Regions from separate parts of the Homo sapiens genome. Here region 2 is linked to region 1. Evidence: read pairs that join two places in POLR2A ChIA-PET (ENCODE). Cell type or tissue: PC-9. All regions are shown on one strand. Links, peaks and the distances in the headings refer to the core of each region. The heading gives the core; the rest is flanking DNA. Region 1 overlaps HMGA2 (high mobility group AT-hook 2). Region 2 holds the start of MSRB3-AS1 (MSRB3 antisense RNA 1).

Region 1 (15,478 bases), core at 5,013-10,012:
GGCCAGGTGTGGTGGCTCATGCCTATAATCCCAGCACTTTGAGAGGCCAAGGCAGGTGGATCACGAGGTCTGGAGTTCGAGACCATCCTGGCCAACATGGTGAAACTCTGTCTCTACTGAAAATACAAAAAATGAGCGGGCATGGTGACACATGCCTGTGGTCCCAGCTACTTGGGAGGCTGAGGCAGGAGAATCGCTTGAACCTGGGAGGTGGAGGTTGCAGTGAGCCCAGATCGTGCCACCGCACCTCCAGCCTGGCGACAGAGCAAGACTCCGTCTCAAAACAAAACAAAACAAAACAAAACAAAAAAAGGTAATTTAAGAAAACAATACATGCTATTGTATTGGATGGATAAAACAGAGCGTTCCATGTGACAAAACCTGTATGTAAACGTATTTCTTATTTTTTAATCATCATTTTATATATGTGGGTCACTATGGAACACTGCGTTCAGAAAATAAATTACTTTTCTTTTTCAAAATATTGCATTGGTAGTTTCATCTCGTTTTAGGTAATATTGATTTATCCTAAATTGGTAAAAAAAAAAAAAAAAAACCTAGATACTATATATATTTAATTTAAGCACCTTGTAGTTCCATGGAAAACAAACTGATAAAATTTTAAGAGTAAATTGAGTAAATAAATATAGATTATACTTAAATTTTTTTTCTCTCTGTGAACTGGCTTTAAAGATATGCTTTAACATTTAATATAACAACATATTTTTGAAAAAAAAATCCGTTTTTGTGCAACATGTTTCTTTTTTTTTTTTTTTGGAATGAAGTTTCGCTCTTGTTGCCCAGGCTGGAGCGCAATGGCGCGATCTCGGCTCACTGCAACCTCTGCCTCCCCAGTTCAAGCGATTCTCCTGCTTCAGCCTCCTGAGTATCTGGGATTACAGGCGCCCACCACCACGCCCGGCTAATTTTCGTTTATTTAGTAGAGACGGGGTTTCACCATGTTGATCAGGCTGGTCTTAGTCTTCTGACCTCAGGTGATCCACCCGCCTCGGCCTCCCAAAGTGCTGGGATTACAGGTGTGAGCCACCACGCCTGGCTGTGCAACATGTTTCTAAGTGAACAGTATGACTTCAGAGAGTCATACTGTTTTAAGAGAGTTAACAAAAGAATAAGCATTGGATATACTTACCTTTTTTCAGATGTTATAACAAATTTACCAAAATGCACCATACACACACACACACACACACACACACACACATTCCATAACTTCAAACAACAGAAAATGGGATTCTGTCTGTCTCTGTGTCCCACAATCAGTACCACCACCACTACTACAGTTTGCTTTTATTATAGTATTATCAATTTTCTGCAAATAAGCCTAAATGTCTTAGGTAGTTCTACATTTTTATATTACACAGTAATTGAGGAAAAACTAAATATTTTTGAAAGTGCATTTAAAATACTACTTTAGAACAATTAATCTACTTGGGTGTACAAAATGAAAGCCAGTTGTTAGAAATCTCTTATACTACAAAAATTAAAAAAGTGTTAAGCATCAAGGATTAGACCTGGACTAGAAGTATGTGTCACTTGGTGGATGACCATGCAACTCAAGAAGAGGAAGAGTGGATTTAGAATTCAAGATAGAGATGAAACACTCATGTACTTAGTGTGTGTGAAGTTTAGGAGAGGGAGCTGAGCTGATGGAGCCATGGGTCACAGTAGCTGAAGCCATGGCTGTGGATAAAGATCCCAAGAGAATGTGGAAAATGAAATGTGATATAGAAAGTGGAGAAGAAAGGGAATATGGGGACCACTGCACACAAAGGAGATAATATAGGTTGTCAACTGCCAACGGCAGTATGTGGACCAGTGGTCTTTACCACATCCTTCTCCAGCTGTCCCACCGTCCACACGAACTTACGCATGCTTCCCTTGCTCTACCCACCCATGCTCAGCTCATGGTAATTGGCATGGCTGTTTCATATCTATTAGGTCACTAGACTGAGCTTACCACTGGGATAATCAACAACAGCAGTGAACCCTAAATCCTGACGACACTATCAGCACTTAAGTAGAGCTGGGGAATGAAACTAGAATTCTTTTGGGGCCAGATCATTAACTCATATCTAGTGACACCCCATTTTGCCTCTGGAAAAGTTAAGGTTTTGTTGTGCAATTAGCTTTACAGAATGGAGCATTTCTGTTGGTTTACTAAAACTGTTAAGCCAAAATAGGGCACAAGTGCAAGTCCTGGCTCCAGAAGTTGGCTGTACCTTCCTTTCTGCAGTACAAGGTGAACATCTGTAAAGAAGAATGCAATGTCCCGGGTGTGTTTAAACTGACTGCCTTGGCCTCAAACTAAAACTGTTAAGCCAAAACAGGGCACAAGTGCAAGTCCTGGTTCCCGAAATTGACTGCACCTTCCTTTCTGCAGTATGAGGTGAACATCTGTAAAGAGGAGTACAGTGTCCCTGGTGTGTTTACACTGACTGCCTTGTTTTCAAGGATCATTAGATTTCAAAGAAAAAAAAATCACAACAATATCCTTTGCATGGACCAGATGATGAGAAACTAAATTGTAATTTGGGATTCATTCACAAGAAAAGTCCTGAATGGTTTTCCCATGGACAGGATCTTGGAGGTTAGGAATACCAAATCCTGTGCCCAGCTCAGTCTCACTGACTAGGGAATGTTGTCTTTAGACTACAGAAGTCGCAACCCTCACCCCAAAACATGAAGTATTCAAACCTTTTGAAGGGTGTGATGTTTCCAGGTAATTTGGCTTGGCACAGGAATTGCATTTATGCCCAACTTTGGCTAAGCGATTTTAGTAGTCCAGCAAAAATGCTCTGTTCTGTAAAGGTAATTGCAAAACAATATCTTCATTTCTCCAGATGGAAAATGGGATATGAAAATCCACCAAAGGAAAGAAATATCATTTCCCGCACTGTGGCTCTGCAATCTTAGAAGGGTTCCATGAATATTATGTATGTGCAGTAAACATTTATGACCTTATTTAGGTCCAAGCAGCATGAGGGATTTTGTGCTAGTAGTTGTTGATGAGCACTACAAATAGGGATCCTTTATATCTGAGGTATCCATAGTAACTAAGTAGGGCCCATTTCCATCGTGCTTATTTGCTTCCAACCTGCCAACCATGCTTAGACTCTGAGGGCTCCAGGATTCCTAATTCATAAAAAAAACACCCCAGAGAGGTGGGTAAGTGCTTTTCAGAAAAAGCAAACTTAAGCAAGTGATTTTAAGAGATTTGAAGAGTGCTACATGGCAGCCAAGATGATAATTTTTTGGCCCAAATATAAATTTAATTGAGTAGTGTTATAAAGACAAAATTACATAGCCAGAAACAGAATTATGAGCATTAGGAAAATAATAGTGTTGTCTTCCATCTCCTTGAAATCCCCTGTTATGTTACTCACTCCACTGTTGACTATTTTGTAGATAGCACACATTCACCTTGCATTTGGCAGAGAACACCAGCTTTGCTATGAATGCTCACAATTTTTGTAATACAGGGAAATATTTAACATACTAGGAAAAAAAGGTTTAAATTCATTAACATTACTATTGTAATGTTCATATACTCCTCTTTTCTTAGGACACACTACAAATGATTTTATAGTGTTTCCATTTAACACACATAGTAGCTTTTCTTCTGGATTGTATGTGCAGTGCCATTGAACAGAAGCATAAAATTGTCAGTGGCCTACATTTTTTAGATTATTTAACTATGATTAGAAATATTTTGATCCATTTTTTCACTTCAGCTCTTTTTCATATTAGTGCACACTTGACCCTTGAACAATACAGGTTTGAGCTGGACGGGTCCACTTATATGCAGATTTCTTTCAGTGAAAGTTACACTGAGTGCTTCTGCCTCTCCTGCCTCCTCTTCCACCTCTTCTCCCTCTTCTGCCTCTGTTACCCCTGAAACAGCAAGACCAACCCCTCCTCATCCTCAGCCTCCTCAACATGAAGACAGTAAAGATGAAAACCTTTATGATGATCCATTTCTACTTAATGAGTAGTGAACAAATTTTCTCTCTTGCTTGTCTTATTTTTTTGTAGTTTACATGTAGTTTGTAAGGATGCAGTATATAATAATATCACATACAAAATATGTGTTAATCGACTGTGTTATCAGTAAGGCTTGCAGTCAACAGTAGGCTATTAGCAGTTAAGTTTTGTGGAGTCAAAAGTTTTGCGTGGATTTTTGTTGGATTTCTGACTTCACAGGGAGTCAGTGCCCCAACCCCTGCATTGTTGAAGGGTCAATTGTATTTTTGTCTGATTTCATGAGGGTGAACTTTTTATACTATACTTTTACAGATAGAAATGAAAGTACTTAGTAATAATTGAACATATGTACAGTAAAAATATTATAGCTGTTGTTTTAAAATAATTGTATTAAATTGAAACTTAAGTTAGTCTTCAGGCTTTTTAAGGTTTTCAAATTTGAACTGGAATGCAATTCAGAATGTGCTAGAATAACATTTCTCCATTTCTCCAGTGTCAAGATGGGAAGGCATACATTCTAAGCGTCTGTATCTCCATCTATTTTTCTTTTTTTTTTTTTTTTTTTGAGACAGAGTCTCGCTCTGTCACCCAGGCTGGAGTGCAGTGGCTCAATCTCGGCTCACTGCAAACTCCGTCTCCCAGGTTCACACCATTCTCCTGCCTCAGCCTCCCGAGTAGCTGGGACTACAGGCACCTGCCACCACGCCCGGCTAATTTTTTTTTTTTTGGTATTTTTAGTAGAAACGGGGTTTCATCATGTTAGCCAGGATGGTGTCGATCTCCTGACCTCGTGATCTGCCCATCTTGGCCTCCCAATGTGCTGGGATTACAGGCATGAGCCACCACGCCTAGCCATCCCCATCTATTTTTCACTAATATTCAAGCTAGAGTTGCTGGCTAAAATGATGGAGCATCAGAATTTGTGAACTCTGGGAATCATAGCAAGTGTATAACTATAATTCCTTTGTGTCTAAGGAGGGTGGACCTCTATATTAGAGAGAAGATTTACAAACGTTGGGGAAAAAATGGAAATTGAGACTGACTCCTAAGGAAACATCTGTTCACTCACTCAGCAAACATTTAGCCCACTCTGCTAATGCTAGGCACTGTGCTAGATATTTGGAGAGACACTGGAGAAAACTTAAGGTCCCTAGTCTTGTGGCTCTTACATTCTAGAGAGGGATTATAAATGACGGCGTAGTTATTAAAAAAATACAGATGATGATTTCAAGCCTTATAAGAGCAAAGAAGAAAAGTGAACCAAGTTAATGTAATGGAGAGTATTGGAGTAGGCGAGGCTGCTTTAGATCAGAGAGTCTGGGTGGACTTGATGGAGGAGGTCATGGATAGCCTTGCAGCTGGTAGACCTGTGGGCAACATTAACAGCAGATAGGACAAGAGGGTTAGGGGCTAACTGAGCATTCACCTTTGTCTTCTTTTTCCCCTCGGTTATGAGTGTGACAAGGCGGAACATCCAAGGGATATGTTGCAGGTGTCTTAAGAGTCAGGTAAAAGGCAAGATGATTCATTATATCTGTTCTTTTTGTGATACCCATGTAACTACCTATAAGCTTCAAAGTGAAATAAACATTACCTCTTGTACCTTAGCCCGCTTCTCATTCTTCATTACAAATTTAAGAAGGCAGTTATTAATGTGAATAGTCATTCTTCTTTTCAGCAGTGCCAACTTTAAAAAAAAAAATCACTAACACTTACCTGAGATGCAGCTGACATGTACCAAGATTGCTTGCCATTGCCCTCTCAACCCATCTGAGTCAAATTTTTCTTTCTGCTGCTGTTTTCCTTCTGCTGCCATTTTTCTTTCTGCTGCTGTCAAGATAGGAACATGTGCCTTCCCATCTTGACACTGGTAGAGAGAGAGATTGAGAGATTGAAGGGGGAGAAATCAGTTCTGATTTTCTAGTTTCTAAACACTGCAGAAGAACAAAGTAGAGAAGAAAGAGGAGAGTGTGTGAGGAAAGAAATGGCAAGAGGTACATGAGATAACTTAGCAGGGAGTTAAATAACTAGCTCACATAATGACAAAAAAACATTGACACTAAATTGAGGGCCTGCCATTTTTGTTAACTGGTATCCCTGAATGTGGCTAATGGCACAAGCTACGTAGAAACAGGCCCTTGTCCTGTTTTTGCAATGAGCAGAAATCTAGCCCACTGAGACATCGAGTTCTTTTCTAACTTTTTGCTCTGTTGAGAACATCTTTGCTTTTGGATACAAAGGCAGCATGAAAATCTGGAGGCCTTCTCAGGAAGGGGAACTTCTAGGAACTTAATCTGTTAGTGGGAAAGCCAGGAACCAGCACACTTGGAGTGTCATCTGAGCAGGAGGAGTTAGAATTGGCTGGCCAGTTTTCCCTTAATGAGTGTTTATTATGTTTAAGCTACAGAACTAATTACTGTGAAAAGACATAAAGGAATGAGAAGACCAAAACCGTATCCTCATGATACTGACAAATCAGTTGGACTGAGCACACATGAATCAACTGAAGAACACTTCTGCCAAGTTCAAGTTGTGTAAAAGTGGAGGATATGAGTCTTGTGGGGACACAGAGTTGAGGCATGAGCTATTAGTCAGAGCCGTAAGGCTGCCTGCAGGAGAAGAACTTTGGATGGAGTTTTGAAGGAAGTGAGGAAAAGATCTGAATTAACGTATTAACACATAAAGCTTGTCATCTGAACAGGACTATAAGCATCTCGAGGGTAAGAACGTGCCTTTTCTTTCTTACACATTCCCAGAAGACCCACATTCCTCATTGGGCTCTCTGTAACAGTATTTACTAAGCACTTGAATAACTGGACATGGGCACCATGTTGCTAAGTTGATTAAAGGTTGGTCTTCCACTCTGCCACTGGCCACAGCACAAAGTGAAAACAGATGTCACAAGCACCTTGTAGATCTGTCCCTTTTTTCTTCTGATGTTCACCCTCCTTTTGAGCTCTTTCTTTCTCCAACATTGCTTACAAAATAATCTTTATGCATCTGAGAGGGAGCAAATATTCAGTAACTTTCTGCAGCTGTCCTCACTAAAGAGGAGAATCTGTTGAATGCCACTGGAAATGTAAGGATCTCTTGTGACAGTAACATCTCAAGGGGAAACTAGTGGTTAAATTGTTAATTCTTTGAGTCTGAAACTTTTTTCATTTGCAGTGCAGATAAGTGCCTGATCTTGCAGTATCACGTTTCTGACTTCTTTGTTCTGGCTTCATTTTTTTTTTCCCAAAATGCCATTTTCATTTGTTCTTAGAGTTCAGAACATGTCAAAGAGCTTCTTTAAGCAGTAGGTGGTTTTACAGAGCCCACAGAGAAGGAAAACTAAATATCATCCCGGATGCAGTCCACTACGATCGTGGAGGAGTCAGATTACTCTCCGGGCTTTGCTGTGTCTGCTTGTGAAACAGGAAAGGGAGAACTGAGGCAATGAGTCACCTCACTTGGGCCCAAAGCACCACCTACGTTGAATATGGAGAAAATGTGAAGCAAGAGTTTCTTTTTATACATAATCACCATTTGTACATAATCACCATTTTCTCCATGGTTCTTATCCAATTCAGTGCATCTTAAAGGATGGTTTGTGGAATCATGACATAGCAGAAAAATCCAGGTACTATCAGTCTTGCCTGTTTCTACCTAACTCTTTCATTTAAACTCTCACTAGAATCTATAGGAACTGTTAGCATCAATTTTAATAAGTTGTCAACTAAGTGATTAGTGGTATTTATTGGTTATTTTTGACAAAATAATGGAATCATCAAATTTTGAAGTTGAGAAGTAAAGTAAAAATTTGTGCCAAACCCCAAATGTAGACAAGGTCATATTATAAACATTAATGCTGTCCCAAACTGCCAATGCATTGCGTAGAACTGAGGTTAGCAGGTTACCATTGATTTCCTCTACTTATGCTTTAAGAGGTTGGCATTGGTAAGCCGCTACACTTTCTTGGTCAATGAGGCAGAAACCCCTTTGCAAAACTCTCAACTGATGAAAAGATTAGCTAGAATGACTCTAGGAACTGTTTTCTAAGGATCTGACTCATTGATTCCTTTTTTTGGTAGGGTTCTCTGGGCCAAGTTAGTTCGAGTATTTATCATTTAAATTAGGAAATTACCATCACCATCATCATGTACATTCATAAATCAAAGCAAGATTAGAGAAGGAATATGGTGGATCACAGAGCAACTCAGAAAGACGACAGCAACAACTAGGAAATGAAACACCATGGTTGTATTTCAGGAACCCTACCCAGCAGATAGGAATTACCATAGCTCCTAAAATTCCATCTGGGTGGTTGATGGAGCCTCAATTAATCTGACACCATAGCCCATGCTCCCCTCTTGCTACCTGCTGAAGTTAGCAGGGAAAAGTCAAAGAGGGTGCTGTCAGTGGGGTCAATTCTTAGGGATCATAGTGAACCACCCTCCATTGCACTGACTCTTTCCCACAAAATGGGCTAGAGATAGCAGCTCTCCTTATGTATTTAAGAAAGAATGGTCAAAAAATACAATTCACATTTTATTCTGGTATATACCATTTTGACAGTGTTTCACAATGTAGGTAATATGAATGGGAGTATTTAAACACAATCCTGTTTAATATTCTTAGCCAGTACTTATTAAATGCCTACCAAGCCTGGCATTGTTCTAGAGACCTCAAAATACACCTTTAAAAACATATTTTATTGACAGTTGTATAAATGAAGAAAACAAGTCTCAGAAAATTAAAGTGACTTGCACAGATACACAAGCTAGAAAGTAATAAAACTGAATTTTGAACCCAGGTTTGTCAGACTCTAAAGTCCATGATTTTCTGCTCCATGTGGCCAACCCAGTTAGAAAGGTTATAAAAAATCTTAACAGTTTTTCAGCCCTTCTCACACTTAGCTTTAGGATTAAAAGTATTGGTCATGATTTGCAAAAAAAAAAAAAGTAGTGCACAATATTCCAGCTATATTCAATAAACATTTGTTGAATACAACGTATGTATATACAGGTCATTGTTACAGGTCTGTGTATAAGTAAACACAATATGGTCCTTAGCTTTAAGACCTTTCAGTCTAGGGGTAGATATGCATGTGCATACAACTTCTGTTTATTTTTGAATTTCAACTATGTGTCAGGTGTTAGGCTGAGCACATTATGAACATTGTCTTGATTTATTATTTAACCTTGTACGAGCCTTGTAAGGTAGTGGTTTTCGAAATATTTTTGCCAAAATGTAAATAGTAAAAAACAATATGTGAAGCCTTTATTCCAACTAGGTAAAATAAGGAAGGCTTTACAAAGGAGATGAATGACACTTCAGCTGAGCCCTAAAGAATGAATAGGATTCTAATAGAACAGCTGGGGGCAGGCGTGGTGGCTCACACCTGTAATCCCAGCACTTTGGGAGGCCGAGGCAGGCAGATCACCTTAGGTCAGGAGTTCGAGACCAGCCTGGCCACCATGCAAAAGCCCGTCTCTACTAAAAATACAAAAATTAGCCAGGCGTGGTGGCACATGCCTGTAATCCCAGCTACTTGGAGGCTGAGGCAGGAGAATCACTTGAACCCACGAGGTTGAGGTTTCAGTGAGCCGAGATCGTGCCACTGCACTCTAGCCTGGGCAGGGGGAGACTCCATCTAAAAACAAAACAAAACAAAACAGCTGGAAGATGACATCCCTGGGACAGGGACTTCCATGTCATGTGAAAAGTAGGAGTAAATCAATGGAGGCAGGGAAATGTAGGGTGTATTTAGGTAAGAGCAGCTAGTTTGGATTGGATAGTGTACATTAGAGACATACCATGGGTGAGGGGGTGGATGTGGACAGTGAACCTAAACGCTTTGTGGTAGCAGGTCACAGGGGCCGTGCATACATGCTTAAGGAGATTGGATGTTACAGGAAATGGGAAGCTATTAAAGATTTCTAAGCAAGAGAATGACAGGTCAAATCCGACATGATTTAGAAAAAACGTAGGCTCAGTCAGAAGCCATAGTCTAATGACCAATGCATCATAATTACTTGCTACACTAATTTTCTTCTTTAGAAGTCAGCTTTTAAGATATGTGTTTATAATACAGATTTATACAGTTTTACATGGTTGAAACAAAGAATAATAATATTTATTATGTAAGATTCAAATTTCAGTATCAACAAATAAAGTATTCCTGGGCCCAGCCGCACCTATTGGTTCACGTATTGTCTATACCTGCTTTCCTACTACAGTGGCAGAGCTGAGTACCTGCCACAGAGACCGTCTGCCCAACAAAGCCTGAATTATTTACTCTCCAACCCTTAAGAGAAGAAGGTTGCTGACTCCTGCTCTATTGTGTCTTTCTGGCCCTCTTAATCCATTTATATAGGTTTCTTCCTTTTGTGTGTGAATGGAAAATGAATTTAAGTTCATTAGTAGAAGCAAGACACCTTTAGCTTGGCCTCCAGGTATTATTTGTTTTCCTTCTCATGAGAATTTTGAATGTTCTATATCTAGATTCTCGAGGCTAAAGAATAATGAAGCAGAAAATGTTTTCTCCATTACTATATCCCCTTCCTATGGGGATTCTGAAGGTGCGGTTTTCCCTCTAGGTGAGAGAACTACATTCCTTTCCTAGGCAGATTCCATTTTAGTTCACACTCAGGCTGTCAGATGCACAGAACAATGTCACATGGGCTTCTTAAGACCTCTTAAAAATCACTTCCAGTTTGACTTCTGCCCATACTTTACTCTGTTAGTTTTCCTCAGAAAGGCTTGGCAATAGCAGAATAATCTTTGATTACCAACAATATATTTAATTTTCCTATTTGATAGGCTGATGCCGCAGAAAATAACCAATTGCCTTCTGTGCTTTGTAGCTTTGTGCTCCACTGCATCATCACTTTCTTGGGTTTAGGGGTCTGTGGGCATAGCAAAAGGTGTGACAGCCTGTCCTTGTTAGACTGAAGCCAGTCTGAAGTGGCAGGGAGGCAACAGGATGCCAGCCAAATGAAACATATGCTCCAGATCTTTCATCCAGTCCGGAGCCTAGTGTGACTTGGCTTCTGCCCCCTTCATCCTTCCTAGGGTCCCCCTACACAAAATCCTCTAAATAAGGTTGCCAGTAACCTCTTAACTGCCAAATCCAGGGGACACTTCTCAGTCCCCGTCCTGATGTCTCTTCTGAAATATCTGACACATCAGCCGTGCCTCCTTATTTCACACTTGCCTTCCTTGGATGCCTGAAGGTAAACCTGTCCTGTGTTTCTTCTCTTGTCAAGAAGTTCCTTGCACCCGGGAGGCTCTTCTTTCTCTACCTGCCCTCTGCACGTCGCTCGTCTCCAGGGTTATATCTGAGGTCCTCTATTTTTCATTCCATGTGTTCATTCTGAGTTAGCTCTGTGGTATCTGTGTTTCAGTCACTGCCTGCATTGACTGACTGTATTCGTAGCTTATCTGAGTGCCATCATACACCCGGTCATCCTTGACTTGTCAGTCTCCATTTTCAACATTTGCAAAGTTCTGCCATTTATTACTCCTAAAGGTGCCTGGAGCTATATGTTTTGAGTTTTCTTTTCCTACATTCCCACTGCCACATTCTTTGTACAAGTCTTTATCATCTCTCACTTAAACTATTTGCACCAGCCTCCTACTAGTTTTCCTGCCGCCTCTACTTTTCTTTGTCCAGCTTACCTCCATTATCACTGCAAGTGTTTTCTTCAGAACAGACACTTTATCACTCTCCTGCCAAACATTTTCAATGACTACCATTCACCCAAGGAAGTCTGAACTTCTTATGTTGATTATAGCATTGGGCCTAGTTTCTAATCTTGCCTCCTACTACCCACCAGTTGAAATCTTCACTTCCTTAGGACAGAAAGACCCGTTTTTCTGAAACTTCCATTAGGTCTTTCACATCTGTGCTCTGGTTGGTATAGTCTTTACCTTTACTTCCATTTGGACCAATCTCAACACATCTCCCAAGACCCAGTTCAAATACGGTGCCCCCGCCAACCTCTCTTGAAATTATTTCCTTCCTGTTTGCCTCATGGGAATTTGCACACACCTGAGGTAAAGGACTTTTACCCGTCTACTATAATTATTTGTTTACATGTTTTTCATGCATGAAACTATGTCTCATCTATCTTTGTATTTTCAATACAGAGCATAGTGTGTGTCTTATAAAAAGTATCCAAAGAATGAATGTGTCCAAGCCATGTGTCTGCACCTGTACCATGAGCTCTCTAGGTTCTGTTGTCTGGTGTGTTACAAATAAATAATGCTTTCAGCACCAAATACGGCAGCCATCAGCAGAAATGGCTTATTTCCTTTTCTCAATATTTTTTTCGTACTGAATCTAGGCTAAGTGTAGATGGCTATAGATAGTCATTCATGAAGTCAAATGCACCAGTGGGATTGGAGGATAGTATTTATTTTAGAAAAAAAGAAAGAAGGAAAAGAGGAGAGATGTCCAGTGTCACTATTAGTGAACCACATATATTATACTTTAATTTCCCTTATAAATATGAAAAGAGCTTGGTAGAAAGTAAGATATATAAAGCATGTCTACATGTGTTTTATGATGTGTATACATATATGTATGTAGATACATACATATATTTAAATGTGACCATTATCACATTACTCTGTTATATTTTATTATATTCATCCTCACAAAATTCATTGTTAAAGACAGGGAACTGAGGATTTGTTTTCAAGTCTTGCTTGTGGTATTTGCCCGTGCTTGCACAAGAGTAACAATAATGGCAGAATCATTTATTAGATGACTGAAAAGAGCAGGCACACATGGAGGTTTAACATATGGTCGCTGTCCTTATGGAATTCAAAAATCAGACACCAAAAAAGGTAGGTAACAATATAGGGCAGTTTGAGGTATGCCAATTAATGGCCCACAGTTAGTGAGATTTTGTTTTTTATCTCTCTATAGCCTACTATTGCACTTTGCACACACTGGATAAACATCTGCTGAATGAGTGGACAATAAAACAGAAGCAAATTTGTACTAATTTTTCAATTATGTTTTCTTCCTTGTATGCATTATTGTTGACACCAGCTTGTTGGGAATAAGAGTAAGAATTTATCCTTTACAGTTTCATAGATCTCATTTATCACCTACAAGAAAAGAAAACTTATTTTTGTTTTATAAACTTAAAATGTAAATTAATAAATATATAATATAAATAATAAAGCTATATAAATAATAGATATATGTAATACACAGAATTTAAAGCTATATAAAGTCTACTACTTAGTTGAAGACTTTGTCAGTCTTGCTGAGACACATTGAGTGAAAATATATATAAAAACCTTTAATGATGTGAGGTGAATACTCAAGAAATTTTAATCATCTTCTTTTCAGTGGTAACGAATTACGCTCATACAACAAAGCCTAGGTTTCCAGCAGGAGGGAAACCATTTGAAGATGTGGTGCCCTTTAGAAATTGTTTAGAATCTTTTCAGAAGGAGGTGTAGTGTGACTCCAGGTGCCTCTCTAGGGTTGTTGAAGTGAGTGCAGGTGACCTCTATGTACTTGTTCTTCAAGCTGCTTTATAATAAGCAGCTTGCTACCCTGATTTACCCGCAGAACCACCTTAAGACTTGGCAAGATATCTTTTTTAAAAAAATAAAGTAATGGATAATCATAGTTCAAACTCATTTGTTTTTCTGTATGTATACATACAGGTAAACATTTTCACAAGTACGCTTAAAAATAGTAGAAGAGTTTAAAGATTTGCCCCAATGGGCTCATCTCTCCCTTTTCCAGTTTGGTGCTCCATCTCAGAAAAAGAGAGTCACATTTTGAGACAGATGTAGCTCTTTCTACAGATTTTTCCAGAGCAAGAAAATTGGGATCTCACACATCTGCAGTACTTATTTTATCTTCTCATCTCCCTTTATTCAACCAGAAAGGTTCCCCGCCCCCCCAGTAATACCCTTTTAGAATTATCATGTAGCTTGATGCTATGGCCATAATGGGTTTTGTCTTGTTTTGTTTAATCACAGATGTAAAAATAAAAAGAAATGCTTATATTTATTAGAGTTAATACAAGTAATTGTCCCAAAGTAGTCCCAAATTAATTTTTACTCCCCTATTCTCATATGAGAAAATATACTGACAGTGGCTCAGTACCTGCTTGCTTTGCTTGTCTTACTGGCAATAATACCAGATGTATTTTATTTAATTGAATAGCTGTGTTCCTGAGTGAGTAAATGATACTATTCTAAGGTGATCTATTTACATACACTAGAGCTTGCAGTTTATGACAACTGTTAGTTTATTATTTCAAAGACTATACTGTGTTGCAAAGAAATATTTTATTCAGATTTTCATATATTCAGTTTTGTCTGTTTGTTTGTTTGTTTTGAGACAAAGTCTTTCTCTGTTGCCCAGGCTGGAGTGCAGTGGTGTGATCTCAGCTCACTGCAACCTCCACCTCACGGGTTCAAGCCATTCTCCTGCCTCAGCCTCCCAAGTAGTTGGGATTGCGGGCATATGCCACCGTGCCCGGCTATTTTTTTTTTTTTTTTTTTTTTTTTTTTTTTTTTTTTTTTTAGTAAAGACAAGGTTTCACCAAGTTGGCCAGGCTGGCCTTGAACTCCTTACTTCAGGTGATCCGCCTGACTCGGCCTTCCAAGGGGCTGGGATTATAGGCGTAAGCCACTGTGCCCGGCCTTGTCTGGTTTTTTAATAGTAGGCCTACGTATGCCATTAGTCAACTTTCTGTGAGTTTGAACTACCAACTTGGTGGATGTTTTTCTTTTTTTATTTGCTTTTTTTCTTTGAATTATTTTTACTATCATTAGAGAATGTGCAAGGTTACTTAGTAGAGAATGAGCTCATCTCTGCTTCTTCAGCTATTTTTAGAATCTGATTTTTTTTAAAAGTGGTTGGAGGAAAGAAATGAAACTGCATTCAACTAGACTGAACTTGGTCACCATTATCATGGGGATTGGTGAGGTTTTCTCTTTGTTGATGTCTTCAGTTTTCAACAAAATTGCTTCTTTGGAAGTTTTTGCTTTTTCTCCTAAACTGGTTATATAGGAATGTAGTAGGTACAGGTCATTCCATTATATAAATCTGTGTTTATAAATGATTTACTTAGCTGTTCCAGCCTGTTAGTTAAATATGTATTTAAGGCCTGTTTTTTCAAAAAAAAAATGTATATATAGAAAAAAAAATAGAAGCTCACAGAATGGATACTGAGTTGCTGAAAATTAGTCATTTGAATTTAAATCTTTTCAGGAGTTTTTGCATTAGGAATTTACACCATATACTCACTCTGAAACCATGGCATAAAAAGTATAATTAGTCACATCTATTAAAACAGTGAAAGAAAATATTTGGTAATTTTCTATTAGCCAATAAGTTACTTTGCATAAGGCAATTGTGAATACTCTTTCTCTTCCTAATCTTAATATGTACACAACTATACATTCAATATTTCTTTCAAGAAAACCAAATCCTACAACCCCAGAAAGAGATTCT
Region 2 (15,478 bases), core at 6,208-11,207, 230 kb before region 1:
ACTGATGGAGCACTACGTGCTTGCCATTGTTTTATGTGCTCTACCTCTACTGACTAATTCTAACTTTTATAATAGCCTCATAAGGTAGATGTACCATTATTATCTCCATTCTCCATTTTTATGCAATTTATCTGCAAGGTTACACACTAGGCAAGTGGTAGTTCTGGGATTTGGACAAAGTCTGGGTCGAGAATTCACGCTTGTGTGCAGTCTGCTCATCTTTGTCTTTTTTCTTTCAAGTCTGCTGTTGCCCTGGAGGTGCTGTCAGTGGAGTCTAAGATTTGGTTCCCTTGTTTGTCAATATTCATCAATCAGAATTCTTGAGCATCTGTCACGGTGAGGCACTGTGCTAAGCACTCAGCATAAATTGACTGAAGAAAACAGACACAGTCCCTGCCTTCCCTGAGTGTGCATTCTAGTGGGAGCAACAGACCTTAAATGAGGTAATAAATAAATTTATTTAAAGTTAACAACTCAACAAATAAGGATAGCTTAAAATTATAAGAAATGTTATGAAAGTAAAACACAGTATGCTCTCATAGATGATCCCAGGAGGATCTATTTAGACATGGTTCGGTCAGTGAAGTCTGATAGCAAATTTAAGCTGATACTAAAAGAATGAAAAGCTTTAAAATGAGATAAAGGAAGAGGCATTTCAGTTAAACATGGAAGACACAAGACATTCTTTCTTAACCTTTCCACAGACCTTTCTAAAATTGAGTATAAAAGGAACTAATGAGATAGAAACTCAGAAGGACAAAGACAACAGGTGATGAGAGAGAGAATTGTGACTGCAAAGAGTGAACATATTTTTGGAAGATAAAAAGTGGAAGGAGGAGTGAGCAAAAGTAAGAATGCTGTATACCAAGTGTGAGCAAACTGGATGCCAATGTCAAAGGAGCCAAGTCACAGCATCTAACCCCCCTAGTAAGTCTCAGCCATTGATGGTGCCTGGTCTGTGGAAGATAAGGGTGGAGTTCTGGGGAGGAATGAGGAGAATGGTTTGAAAGTCAGTATAAAGCACATTTAAACCCCTGGACCCTCTCTTCCCTCTCCTCTACCCAGGTCCAGGCAAGTGTTCCTCCTCACCCTGCCAGGATGCCAGAATCTTACTATTCTGTGGAGAAGTTGAACTGGAGTGGCTCCACAACCAGGATGCCGGCCCCAGAAGAAGTGGAGGTGCAAAAGAAAAGGGTCTGAGCACAAGTGTAGATATTGAAACATAAGATTTCTTCTCCTTCCGGGTGCGCCAACCTTATGGGTTTGGGTTATAATCCTGTGGTAGTATCATCTGACTTTTTAAAACTGTATTTTTTATTCCTTTTATAAAAATTTTACTCACACATACACATGCACACACACACGCACACATACATGTATTTTTTTTAAGAGAAGAGGAAAAGCGTTTCTTGCGGAGGAAACAGCCTGTGTGAAGATCCTAACCAGTGCATTCAGGGGAGTGGCAAAGAAGACCTGGCAGTGCAAGAGCAGCAGTAGGAGGAGGACATGGGGAGGATGAGGTTGGAGAGAGCGGGGTAAGAGGAGGACATGGGAAGATGAGGTTGGAGAGCGTGGGGCCAGATGCTGCGGGACCTTGAGGGCCATCTGAAAAGTCTGGGTTTTCTTTGAAATGTAGCCATGAAAGGTTTTTAAGCCATGGGTAACATGATCTTATTTAGGTTTAAAGAGTTACTCTAGTTGTATAAAGAATAGTTTGTCACATATTTAGCTGGGTCTTCGCATGAAAAATTATGTATCCCAGTACTTTAGAGCGGAAAGGACCTTCAAGATCATTTAGTCCAACCCTTTCTTTTAAAAGATAAGCAAACTAAGAAGCAGAAAATTTATGATTTGCCCAAGGTCACAGAGCTAATAACTATGTGAGGCTTTTAAACTAGGAGTTGCAGGGTGATAGATTATACTTTTAAGAAATCTTTCTACTCTATATTTCCTTTGGCCAGAAATGATGTCTCCCTTTTCTGAACTTTCATCTCACTTTATTTTTCTCTCCTATGGTGCTTACTCATTTATTACCTTGATCATAGTTCTTTGTGTTCTTGTCTTGTCTTATCTCCTTTATGAGACTATAAAAGCAATCCCTGGAGAGCAGGAAATATGGTCTTTACCTTACGTGTCTCTGTAGGACATTGCCTGTAGTAGGTGTTCAGTCAATGTTTGTTAAGTAAACAGATCAATGGACAGGTGATACGTGAGTGAATGAATGAATGAATGAATGAGTTCTCCATATGCTATAAATACTGAGTGTTTACTGACTGAATATGCACGTGTAGATTATACTCTCCCTGATTTATCATTCTAGGCTACTTCCTAGCTATGTTTTCATTCATTTTTCTCTTATATGTACATAATGGAAAGTGGTTATTTTTAATCAGAAGAAACGAGGTGGCCTAGAAAAATATCACATTTCTAAGTCAGGTAATTCTTTCTTCCAAGATTATCAGCAGGGAGAGCCTCTCCACACTCTCCCCTTCCTTCCCTCCCACCCTACTGGCTAGGTTTAAATGTTCTTTCTCAACACATGATCTTTTGGGAGCTTACTTCTGAATTTTTTTTTTAAAGAGATGACTGAGACTGCCCATAAGAAACTAACCAAGTGTCCGGGGTAAAACTGTGATATCACAAAGGAGAAAAATGTTTTACTTAAGGTTAAAAAAAAAAAAACACAAAAAAGCAGGGCTGTAACTATGCCCTCTCCAGCAGAGCAATATACATACATCCAATGAAAACTAATGCTGCCAATAGTGGAGAAAGCCCTGAAGGAGATTTGGGAGCCATGGGTGATGTCCCTGCCTTCGATATTGACTTGTTCAATGGCTCTGATAATTCATGAGCGCTCTCTCTCTCCCCTCACCCCTGCCCTTGGTTTCCTCATCCATAAAAGATACATAAAAATATTAGAAACAATTGGTCATAGGTCCAGTTTCTGCTACCACAAAATGACCCATTAATTCTGTCCATAAAATTGGTCAGACTGGTTTCAGGGATAATTGTTACATTTTTGGACTCACTGATTTGGCATCTTGCACATACATAGTCAGGCGCATGTTGAGAATCTTTGCCGGAGATGAGGTTATACAATGGATTTTGGCTCCCTGCATGAAGAAACAAGCTTCAGGGCATGCGATTTGATGATCTAAGGTCTCCACTAAGGCAATCGGCACTCAGAAGACAAACATGACTCATTGTGTGTGGGAACTCATTCCACTGTTCACAAACTTCGGTTTGAGGGTTGGGAAGGTCTGGAAAAGATTCTAGTGTAAAGCCTAATTCAGAAGGGTACAGATTGTTTTCTTTGTAAAGTGACACATGTCAGTATTGTGAAACAGTGGAAACTGGAAGGAAAATAAAATATTGTGTCGACTGTCACAGAGTCATCCTGCTGCCCCGGCTACAGACATCTCTTGCTTTCTACTCCTGTGCTTCACTATTACAATGAAGCCACTGTCCTCAGATAGTTCCGGCTGCTTCACCATATTAGTTATCTATTGCTAGGAAAGAAGCCACCCCAAAAGTCTGTGATTTAAAGCCACAACATTTTATTATTTGTTCATGAAATCTGTAATCTTGGTGGAGCTCAGCAGCAATGCTGCTGCTGGTCTTGCGTGGAATCACTCATGCAGGTGGCATTATGTAGAGTCTCAACTAGGCTAACTCTCAAATAATACAGAATGACTTCATTCCCATGCATGTCACCACAGCTGGGATGGCTGAAACAGCTGGGGCTGGTCCGACGTCTCTCCCTCCCTCTCTCTCACTCTCTCTCAGTGGTTTCTCCAGCAGTGCAGCCGACTACCATTACCTGGGGACCCCGGGCTCCCAAGAGTACAAAAGCAGAAACTGCCAGGTTTTCTTAAGGTTCATGTCTCAAACAGCCACAGTGTCACTTCTGCAGCATTCTGTTGGTTACAGCAAGTCATAGGCCAACCCAGATTCAAGGAGAGGGGAAACAGATCCCATATCATTATGTAAAGAGTGGCAAAGAATTTCCAGACACCTTTAATCTACCACAACCACAATTACATGGTCAGGTCTTGTGGGGTAAAGGAGCATCTAGTGACTTGCCCAAACTTCTCCCCTGCCACAGACTTCCCCTTGTTCCTCCTTGGATGCTCCCCTCTTACAATGCAGCCTTCACTCCAGGGCTCTGGGCCTGTTGCTTTTACTTTTCTGTCACTACCAGCCAACTTCTCTCTACTGACTTTCTCTCCACCTCATAGTTTTTGATTATTCACAGGCTCTGCTGCTCCATGGCATTATTGTCATATGGCTTCTACTGCTATAAAAATTAGTAGTGTACAGAAAAGGTTAACAAAGTAGGCCAGAGACTGCTAGCCTTAGGAAGACCTGCTTGCAAGGTTGATCCTTGACTGGCATCTAGCAACTTGGATTTTGAGGGGCGTATTAGTTAGGGTTCCCCAGAGAAACAAAACCAATAGGATATGTATATGTGTATATACATATACATATACAAATATATGTGCATATTTGTATACACATATACATATACTCACATATATGTATATATATGTGTACACAAATATACAAATGTATATATGTGTATATGTGTGTATTCAAATATACAAATGTATATTTATATACATTTGTAAATATATGTGTATATTTGTGTATATATATGTGTATACACATACACACATATATGTATATACACATATACACATATATGTGTATATACATATACAAAAGAGAGAGAGACTTATTATAAGGATTTGGCTCACATGATTATAAGCCAATGATGATAAGTCCAAAATACACAGGGTGGGCTGACAGGCTTGAGATCTAGAAGAGTAGATAGTGCATTTCCAGTGTAAAGGCTGGGGTGGTCAGATGTGGTGGCTCATGTCTGTAATCCCAGCACTTTGGGAGGCCGAGGTGGGCAGATCGCTTGAGGCCAGGAGTTCAAGGCCAGCCTGGCCAGCATGGTGAAATCCCATCTCTACTAAAAATACAAAAACTATCTGGGCATGGTGGTTCACGCCTATAGTCCCAGCTACTCGGGAGGCTGAGGCATGAGAATTGCTTGAAACTGGGAGGCAGAGGTTGCAGTGAGCCGGGATCACACCACTGTACTCCAGGCTGGGCAACAGAGTGAGACTGTGTCAAGAAATAAATAAATGAATAAAATAAAAAATAAAAAATAAAAATAAAGACTGGCAGGTAGAGACCCAGGAGAGCCAATTCAGTCCACAGGTGGCCTGCTAAGAATTCTCTTTTGTTCCGGGATGCCAGTATTTTTGTTCTATTCAGGCCTTCAACTGATTGAAGGAGGCCAATCCACATATTGGAGGGCAGTCTCCTTATTCAAAATTCACTGATTTAAATGTTAATCTCATCCCAAACCCCCCTCCAAGTGAATACATAAAATTAACCATCACAGGAGGGTTTTCATTATCCCCAGAAGTGATAAGAGGGCTCACTGTGCTTAAACTGTTTGTACAAGCAATGTGGTTCATGCTGGACACCTGCTTTCATGATTCCCAAAAGGAATAAGGAAAGGAATCCCCAGTCTGGAATTTTATTACATGCTAGGCAGAGAGTGCCTGTGTAATCAGCCCCCAGTAAAAGCACTGGGCACTGAATCTCTAATGAGCTTCCCTGGTGAACAACATTTCATACCTGTTGTCAGAACTTGTTGCTGCAGGAATTTATCGCATCCTGTGTGACTCCGATGGGAGAGGACTCTTGGAAGCTTATGTCTCGTTTCATCCAGATTTTGCCCCATGCACCTTTTCCTTTTGCTGATTTTGCTTTGTATCCTTTTGCTATAATAACTCTTAGCCCTGACTAGGACTCTGTGCTGAGTTCTGTAAGTCTTCCTCGCTAATTATTGACCCTGGGGATGGTCTTGGCAGTCCCCAATACAAGTAGGAAATGGGAAAATTATGTCACTAGCACAGGTCTATTCTCAATTGTTAATACAATTGAAACAAAGATGGAGATTATTTCATAATAATTAGAAGTCTTATCTGAAGGTAAGGGACTATCTATATGAGTGTAGCACTCTGCTATACACCACAGAATATTCAAAGGGTATATTAGGAACACAAATGAGTGGCCAAAGCTTTCTAGAGGGGGAGGGTTATTTGAATGAGTTGGAAAAAGGGAAAAAGGAGGTGGTGGAGCCCAGTGTTTGAGAGTTTGGACTCTGGAGACATGGCTGAGTCCTGAATAGCTGCACTGGCTACTTCCAAGTTGTTAATCAACACGAACTTAAAGCTCCAAAAGTATAACGTGGCTTAATAAAAATAATGACTAATACTTATCAAATGTGTATCACATCCTAGGAACTTTGTGTATTTACTCACTTAACCCTCATAACAATCTTATTAGGTGAGTATTATTTTAATCTCTATTTTGCAAATTCAGAAACTGAGGTCAGGAAAAAAGGTCCTGCAAATACTCACAACAGAAGAGTTTTGAGACGCTTAGCTGAGTCAATACATGCAATGCCCTTGGGAAATGTCTAGAGCATTAGAAGCATTCAACAAATATTAACTATGATCTTTTAAAACAGGAGGGGGAAGAGAGGAAAAAAAGGAGAGGAAAGAGAGAAGTTGGGACCAAGGGTCACTATATGAGCAAAGCAGAGGAATGGACCGTAGCAAAGTACGCTTCATGAGTAATGAGTGGAACGATGGGCAACAAGCAGTGAGTGAATCCTCCTGGGTGCCAGGTATTGGGCTAGGAACTTCAGCCCTGGGCAGCCAAGGAAGCATGCTGGATTGAAGAGTAGTAGGAAACAGGGAATGATTTAGAGGCAGCTGAATGTCATTTCAGCCCTTATCATCTAGGGCTGTGATTCTCAAATTGACACAACAGTGTCTTAGAAGCCATAGTACTATTTGCAGGCAATATGAAATAAACATATATACTCACATTAGCTTGTGGTCAGGATAAGTAGTTCAAGAAAAAAAAGGGAGAGATGTTTAAAATAGAACATAATTTAAAGAAATAAACTTTTTTATGTAAATCAGTGACACATCACTATTATTTGATTTTTAGTAGCTTGAGAACTACTGTATTAGGTAGTGGAGAAAGATGAATGGTTGGGAAGACAAATCTGGCTTAAGGCATAGAGTTAGGATGGAAGTTGGGGAAAGAAAAATGGCTAGCAAGCTGTAGCACTCATTTGAGCATTTACAAAATGCAAGTCAGACTCAAGGTGAGTTCATGAGTAATGAAAGGAAATAGATGAGTAGAAGATCAATGATGTAGGAAAAATGAATAGTATTTTATAGTATATAAAGGCCCAGGTTCAAATCACTTCATTAATTATCAGCTTCTGACTTCTCTGAGGTTGTTTCCTCGTCTACCAATGGAATTGAAAACAAATGGAATTGATAACAAATACTTTAGGGTGGCTGCTATGAAGATTGGAACAAATGAAAAAGTGAACGTAAACTGACACTTGATATATGGAGGCCAGTCTCATGTGATCCTCCTACCTCAGCCTCCTGAGTATGTGGGACCACAGGCATGCACTCCCACACCTGGCTAATTTTTGTATTTTTTTGGTAGAGATGGGTTTTCACCATGTTGTTCAGGCTGGCATTCTCTTTCTTAATGATGCTTGCCTGAATGTAGGAGAATGAGGAGAGAGGAGTCAAAGATGGCTACAAAGATTTGACCCCAGGTGCTTGGGGAAACAGATGATCCCATGGAAAGCAATAGGAAAGAGGCAAGATTAACCTAGTCCTGAAAGAAGATGGATTAGTTCCACTTTAGGAACACTGAATGAGGCCCAATTTGGCAAGTTTACTGTGCTGAAAAGAGAGCTTTTAATAAGTAAAGTAAAATTATAATCTTAGAAAAAGTGAACATATATTATTTTTTCCTGTTTGTCACATGTTGAATGCCCTTCATTGTCCTGTTATCTTTAACTGTAGTATATGGAAAGAATTTTAAAAATAGATTTAAGGGCTCTAAGAAGGGAGTCTTAGAGCCCAGGATAAATTGCACACAACTTGTGACATACGGACTACAATGGGGTTTTTATGTGCTAAACTGTAATTATCATATGACTGCTTAGATTTGCAGTGATTTATTTATTTAGTTAGTTAGTTTACTTATTTGAAACAGGGTCTCACTTTGTTGCCCAGGCTGGGTAGTGGTGTAATCATGGCTCACTGCAGCCTTGACTTCCTGGGCTCAAGTGATCCTCCCACCTCAGCCTCCCCAGTAACTGGGACCACAGGCACACACCACCATGCCTAATTTTTGTATTTTTTGTAGAGACAGGGGTTTTGCCATGTTATCTAAACTTGTCTCATGATTATGTGAATTAAAATGTACCACGCATGCATGGAAATAAACTCCTTTGCCCTTCTGCAAATAGATCATTCATGCCCAATTGGGAATACCACTTCAAATGGTACTACCATTTGGAATCAGGTAGTCTCAGCTTTGAATATGAGCCCTGTGTGCAAACTTGAATAAATTTTTTCAAATTCTCTGGGCCTGAATTTTCTAATATGTAAAAAGAGATAAAAATAAGACCTATTTTACAGGGCTCCTGTGAGAATTAAATGAGATTACATTTGGCACTCACACATAATTGGCTATCAATAAACATAGAGTTCTCCATCCCTTTGACCCCTCTATAATGGCGTTGAAGCTATTGGCTGCAGAAAAGATGTTACAGATATAATTTGAGAAGTTTTAGAACCACATTTATATTCTGGCTTTTGTCTTAGTTAATGCAAGGTGATGTACAAAGAAATAATCTAGTTAAGTCTGGACTTGGTGACTAAGTTCAGAATAGAAGTATTAATAAAAAGCATGCTCTGTTAAGTTTTGGTAAAGCACATACGAGGTTGTACCTGTGAACTCATTCTTTTAAGTTTTGATACTTTATATGTCTTTTTGTCAATAAGCATAATATTCAAATTTTCTAATTTAGAGACATTTTGCCACTTAAAATACAGAGTTGGAAAATCATGGGTTTGATTTATATATCCTTCGAAAATGTCAGCCATGCCTCGCAGCAACATAATAAAAAAATGTTATTGACCTAATGGCAGCCAAGTAACTTACCCTTTTGAAAATTAGCTTCATAAATAGAAATTCATAACACACTGGTCTCCCTGACCCTGCAGGTCTCCATGTTCCATGAGCACTACCTGTAGCACCTAGAATTTATCCCTGGTTCTATACCTGGGTTTACTTATGTAATATCGTCTTTCTCCCTGGAGCATAAGCTCTGTGATGGAAGGAAACGTATATGTCTATTTCACCACTAGTTCCTAGAATCCAGTGCGATGCCTGGTGCCTCATAGGCACACAATAAGTGTTTGTGGAAGGATGAAGGGAGGTGGAGGGAGAGACCTAATACAGTACTTGGAAATGCAGTCAGCACTTTAAAAAAGCTTGTTTAATGGATGGAGTAAGTCACATTTCCTGTTTTTCTCTTAGTCATATACTTTGTAGGACGGAACGAATATATCTTAGGCCACAAAGAAAAGTCTCAAAGTAAATGCATGAATACTAATGAAAACTATATTTATATTATAATACTAACATTCATTGAGTGCTTACTATGTACCAAGTACTATGTTAAGCCCTTTATATGCATTAATTCATTTAACTATCATAATAACACTATGGGAGAATTTCCGCTGGACACATGAAGAAACTGAGGCTCGATGTAGTTTTCTAAGTTTTTATAGTATAGCTAATAGTGGGAGTGGGATTTAAATCCAAGCTTGTCTGACTCCACCTCCATAAGGATTTGAGAGTACCTTACAGTGGTATCTAAGTTGTCACTCACAGCATAAGAACCAGATTAGTAGGGCCTCCTGGGGGCCCACATCTGCTAAGGGAGGCCACACCTGCTTAAGCACATGGGGACAGCCCTCCTGGGCCCACACAGCCCACACATGACAGGTGTCCTTCCAAGTGTCTAGCCACAGCATAGTTCAGAACTGATAAGGGTTAGGCTTTGTGTCCTCACCCAAATCTCATTTAAAATTTTAATCCCCATAATCCCCATGTGTCAAGGGAGTGACCAAGTGGAGGTAATTGGATCATGGGGGTGGTTTCCCCTATGCTGTTCTCATGATAGTGAGTGAGTTCTCATGAGATCTGATGGTTTTATAAATGGTTCTTCTTCCTTCGCTTGGCACTTCTCCTTCCTGCCATCTTGTGAAGAAGGTGCCTTGCTTCCCCTTCACCTGCCACCATGATTGTACATTTCCTGAGACCTCCCAGCCATGCAGAACTGTGAATCAATTAAACCTCCTTCATTTATAAATTACCCATTCTCGGGCAGTTCTTTATAGCAGTGTGAAAACAGACTAATATAAGAACCAAAGAGGTATGTGGCAGAAATAAATGGTTAGGCACAATAAAGAAAGTTTGCCTTCAAAGAAGACCAAAACAAACACAAATCTGGAAAAACAAGCTGGATCCCAAGGGTCAGGAAAGTGCTGGGGGCAAGTGTAGCAGGACAAGCCACAGACAAAACCCCTCAGACACCGAGTTAAAGAAGGAAGCGGTTTATTTGTCCCGGAGCACTGTCAAGATTCCTGTCTCAAGAGCCGAGCTCCCCAAGTGAGCAATTCCTGTCCCTTTTAAGGGCTCACAACTCTAAGGGGGTCCACTTGAGAGGGTTGTGATCGATTGAGCAAGCAGGAGGTACGTGACTGGGGGCTGCATGCACCAGTAATTAGAACAGAACAGAATAGGACACGGATTTTCACAGTGCTTTTCTATACAATGTATGTAATCTATAGATAACATAACCGATTAGGTCAGGGGTCGATCTTTAACTACAGGGCCCAGGGTGTGGCGCCATGCTATCTGCTTGTGGATTTCATTTCTGCCTTTTAGTTTTTACTTCTCTTTCTTTGGAGGCAGAAATTGGACATAAGACAATATGAAGGGTGGTCTCCTCCCTTACAAGTGCGTTGCTATAAAAAAGGGCCATGGGAACTCGCTACTGCGGTCTCAGAAAGCTAAGGGAAGGCATCTTGGGTCAGAAGATGATTGAGAAAACACATCAAGAAAGGACCTTCTATATAAAGCATGACTCTTTCTTCTTCGCCCCCATCCTAATCCTATCCCTATACCAACATATGCTTTCTCTCGCTCTCTCTGACACACACACACACACACACACACACACACACACACACACACATACACCACTGCTGCTAACATGTTCTTACATGCCTGAGGTTGCTGGCTTTTGCTGTTCATGCAAACATCTTTAGAAAACAAGGTTAAAGTGTCTAGATCTAGGACTGAACTAACAGGGCTCATGTTTCTGTCTCCATCTTGAGAGCAAGAACATGTACTCCATGTCTTTTTTCTCTCTCTCACAGCACCTATTACTAGATACCATATGCTCTGCACGTACTTGGCACTCCATAAATGCTTGCTGAATGGCTGACTTTCCCCGTCTCCCCCATCCTTTCCTTCCCACCCCAACAGCATGACTTTAAAGATCTGCTGCAGAGCTGTGGGGCGAGGTTTAAGATCCGTTTTGACAAATAACCCTTATGGGTGTTTAAAGCCAAAAGATCGAATATTTAAAGCAGAAATATGAGCTGTGACTTCATGGGTGTTCTGTGAAGAGATGCATAAAGCTGTACAAATAGATAGCCTTTCAGACAGGACATAACAGACCCAGCTTTGTGCATTTGCAAATATACAGAGGAGAAGAGCCCAAACTTCATTTTCAACCCTACATTTCCTTCTGAAATCAGTTTAAATAGGAGAGTGAAGGTAGTTAAATCCTCTATCGTTTTAAAAGGAGATCTTACGAATACTTTTGGCTTTAAAAGCTTATGTCACTGATTCATAATGTAAGAGGTGACATTAAAACTATCCTCCACCCTCTCACCACCATCACCACCCCCAGACAGGAAAATGCAGGCAAAAATGAGACTGGATTCCCTGGGAGTGGTGGGAGCAAATTGATTGCTATTTAAAAAAAAAAAAAGAAAAAAGCGGGGGTGGTGCTTTTAGACTCCCAGGCATGAGATCTTGGTGCTGGAAAGTGTTAAAGGACTAAAGCAAGGATCTAGAGTCAGCAGTTGGTTGAAGGAACACAGCAGGATGCAAGCACATGATGGCTCTGGTGGATGACTTCATGAGGGTGTAGAGCGTAGAACAGAAGAGAGAATTAGTCCCAAGAGAGAAGTCAGCATGCTCTGAGCAGGCCTATTGCTCCATTGGTCGCACTTTCTCTAAAGGATGTCCAGAGTTCCCTGGCTGCTTAGGTTAATACAGCAGAAACAAGAGCACACCCTGCCGCTTCTCTAGCTCCAGCTCTGACCATCCTGTGTTCTCTTAAAGCAGCTGACTTGAAGAAAAAGTGAATGTCTTGAGCCCTTGGCTCTTACACCTATTCTACGAGCTAGAAGTGATTTCGGCAAGTGGAATCAGCTTGATACATATCACTTTTGTTTTAAGTACAACTACATTAAATGGAGCTATGTTTGTCCAGTGGCTGAAGAGGTTACCTGGAGCTAAGGGTTTGTAGAATAGTTGCACTCAAATATATTCAAGTACCTAGCAATAAAAATTAAATTGACCTTAAGAACTCTTGGTTATATTACTAATTTGTACATGCCTAAGATCAGAAGTGTGTCCTGTTTCCAATTCATCCTTTGTTTCCATTTCGTGTAGATATAAAACAGATCAGTAACTCTGGATTCTATAGAAAACATATTTGTCTAAGGTTATTGACCAGATAACAGAAATTTGGATAAACACACAATGCCTTGGTTTTCTTGATAATGTGTTACGTTTACAGAGAACCTTCTCATTCTCTTCTCATGTGACTCTCAAAAATCTCTAGAATGGGAATTATTATGACTCGATTTTACAGAGGAGGAAATAATAGAAACTCAGAGAATTTTATTCAATTGTTCATTTGTGCCACCCTATTCTTTGGGACCCAATTTTGTTCTGGGCAATAGAAATGTAGAGATGAAAAAAAAAATAAGCATGGCCTGTAGAAGTTCACCATCTATTATGTAGAACACATAGGTAAACAAAACATAGGCATGTGATCAGTATTAGGTTAGGCAGATGGACTAGATACAATGATGGAAAATGGAAAGAATCACCAAATTTGCCTGGCTGTGAGTGAGTAGTCTTCTCAAAGCTGGAAACCCTAGAGGTAGGATTGTTGTTGTTTTTTTTTTTGAGATGGAGTCTCAGTCTGTCGCCCAGGCTGGAGTGCGGTGGCGCAATCAAGGTAGATCTTAATAAGAAAGAATTTGCTAGAAAGACAAAGCATAAGGTGGAGGAGCAGCAAGAGGTAAGGCACAGAAGCACGGAACTGTGTGATCAGTTCAAGGAATAACAAGCAGTTCAGCATGGTTGTAAAGTAGAGAAGGAAGGAAAATGAGAGTGTTTGCTTTAGGAATAAGTTCACCTGTGATGATCAAGGAGGTTCTGGGTTGGTGAAATGAAGTCTTCAGGAACTTGGAGTTGTTCGGTCTTGTTTCAACACACATGGCCTCTATTTCCAAGATCTCTTCATACCTCCAAATGGCTGCTCTAGATTCACTCACCATATCCATATTCAGCGCAGCAGGAAGGGGGAAGGGAAAAAAAAAGGAAAAAAGACACGCACCAGCTGTCTTTTAAGATTTACAGGAGCTGCTGCAAGACACTTCTGCCTACAGCTCCTTGGCCAGAGCTGGTCACATCGTCACACCGCCTGCTGAGGACTTTCAATAGACTCTGTTATGATGATCAATGAGCTCAGTTAAAAATGTGTGGTTATATTAATAAAGAAAAATGAGAGTATGAAATTTGAGGACAACTACAAGTATCTGCCACTGAGTGAAAAGAGGAAACTGATCATAAAGGATTACAAAGATCATTGAATTAACTATGAATCATTGCTTTGAAGCTCCAACTTTGCCCTCTGGCCAATGGGGAGTCACTGAAGGGTTTTGATGGAGGACTTTGGATGACCACATTTCCATTTATCATTAGGATTGATGACAGACTGTAGAGGGTAAGATTGGAGACAGAGAGACCAGTTAGGAGACTGTTATGTTGATCTTGGTGAAAGATGATGGAGGTCTCAACTAAATAGCAGTAGAGAGATGGGGCAAAGGAAAGAAAAGGCAAAACACCAAGATCGTTACTTACCATGCTAGGTAAGTAGTAAGGGGCAGAATTTGAACCCCAATCTTTAATGCAAGTCCATGTACCATGAGATTCATGTGTTTTTTAAAAAATGTTTTAATTGACAAATAAAAATTGTATATATTATGGTGTACAGCATGATGTCTTAAAATATGTATACATTGTGTAATATCTAAATCAAGCTAATTAACATATGCGTGACCTCACAAACTTATTTTTTATGGTGAGAACATTTTACTACTACATTTACATCTACTGTCTTAGCAATTTTCAAGTATACGTTATTATTAACTATTATCACCAAGTTGTACAATAGGTCTCTTGAACTTATTCCTCTTGTCTAACTGAAATTGTATATCCTTTGACGAACATCTCCCCAATTCCAACTGCCCCCATCCAGCCTCTGGTAACCACCATTCTACTCTTTACTTCTATGAGATCAACTTTTTTCACATATAAGTGAAATCATGTAGTATTTGTCTTTCTGTTCCTGGCCTATTTCACTTAACATAATGTCCACCAGGTTTACTCATGTTGTGCAAATAACAGGATTTTCTTCTTTTTAAAGGCTGAAGAGTGTCCCATTGTGTATATATTCCACACTTACTTTATCCATTTTTTCCACTGAAGGGCACTTAGATGGATTCCATGCCTTGGCTATTGTGAATAATGCTGCAGTGGACATGGGAGTGCAGATATCTCTTTGACATACTGATTTTATTTTATTTGGATACACACCCAGTAGTGGGATTGCTGGATCATATGGTAATTCTATTTTTAGTTTTTTGAGGAAACTTCATACTGTTTTTCATAATGGCCATACTAATTAATAGTCTTACCACAAGTGTGCAAGAGTTCCCCTTCTCTACCTCTTGCCAATACTTATTATCATTCGTCTTTTTGATAATAGTCATTCTAACAGTTGTGTGGAGATGAGACTCATGTTTCTTAATCAACATTATAGTAAGCTGGATTTCAAACTACCACAAGCACTTTGCATCTATGTCATGTTGTGGAAATCAGATTTACCATGGTCCAGACCCAGGAACTAAAGAGTCCAAAAGCAAGACAACATTTGTGACACGATAACATTTTGAGATATTTTGTATTTTCTCTGCCTGCATTCAAGCAGATAGAAGACCCTGGGCTCCCTTGTCTTATGGGAGGTCTGAGACAGGACTTCCTGGGTTTTATTCCTAAAAGCCTAAGCACATGCCAGAGGAGAGAGTTTGAAGAGAGAAAGATTTTATCCAGGCTAGGAAGACAGTTTTCTTTTTCTTTTTCTTTGCAAGACAATTTTATTACTTGTAACAAGTAAGGAGAACACAAG

The links. Peaks named below come from ENCODE experiments on the same cell type or tissue, not always from the same donor. Only the 100,000 strongest peaks of a DNase experiment are listed, where the experiment ranks them.
Region 2: POLR2A ChIA-PET joins it to region 1 with 8 read pairs; 2 of 35 experiments call an interaction of 5 or more read pairs at or near these places.

Annotation. Positions count from the first base shown.
Region 1 is chr12:65,861,086-65,876,563 of GRCh38, forward strand. All of the region lies in intron 3 of HMGA2 (high mobility group AT-hook 2), which reads left to right. It overlaps HMGA2-AS1 (HMGA2 antisense RNA 1), which reads right to left. Exons shown (of 3, transcript NR_158985.1): 2 at 5,719-5,869. Among named protein-coding and RNA genes, the nearest start is that of HMGA2-AS1, 14 kb to the right of the region's middle. RefSeq lists a silencer at 7,850-8,050. In PC-9, for the core only: no CTCF peak of the experiment used is centred there; no DNase peak of the experiment used is centred there; H3K27ac peaks cover 229 bases.
Region 2 is chr12:65,628,616-65,644,093 of GRCh38, forward strand. It overlaps MSRB3-AS1 (MSRB3 antisense RNA 1), which reads right to left and starts at 13,757. Exons shown (of 4, transcript NR_120431.1): 1 at 13,424-13,757. It overlaps LOC105369806 (a long non-coding RNA gene), which reads left to right. Exons shown (of 4, transcript XR_945028.3): 2 at 241-443; 3 at 705-927; 4 at 1,066-1,244. In PC-9, for the core only: no CTCF peak of the experiment used is centred there; a DNase peak (open chromatin) is centred at 6,366; H3K27ac peaks cover 1,936 bases.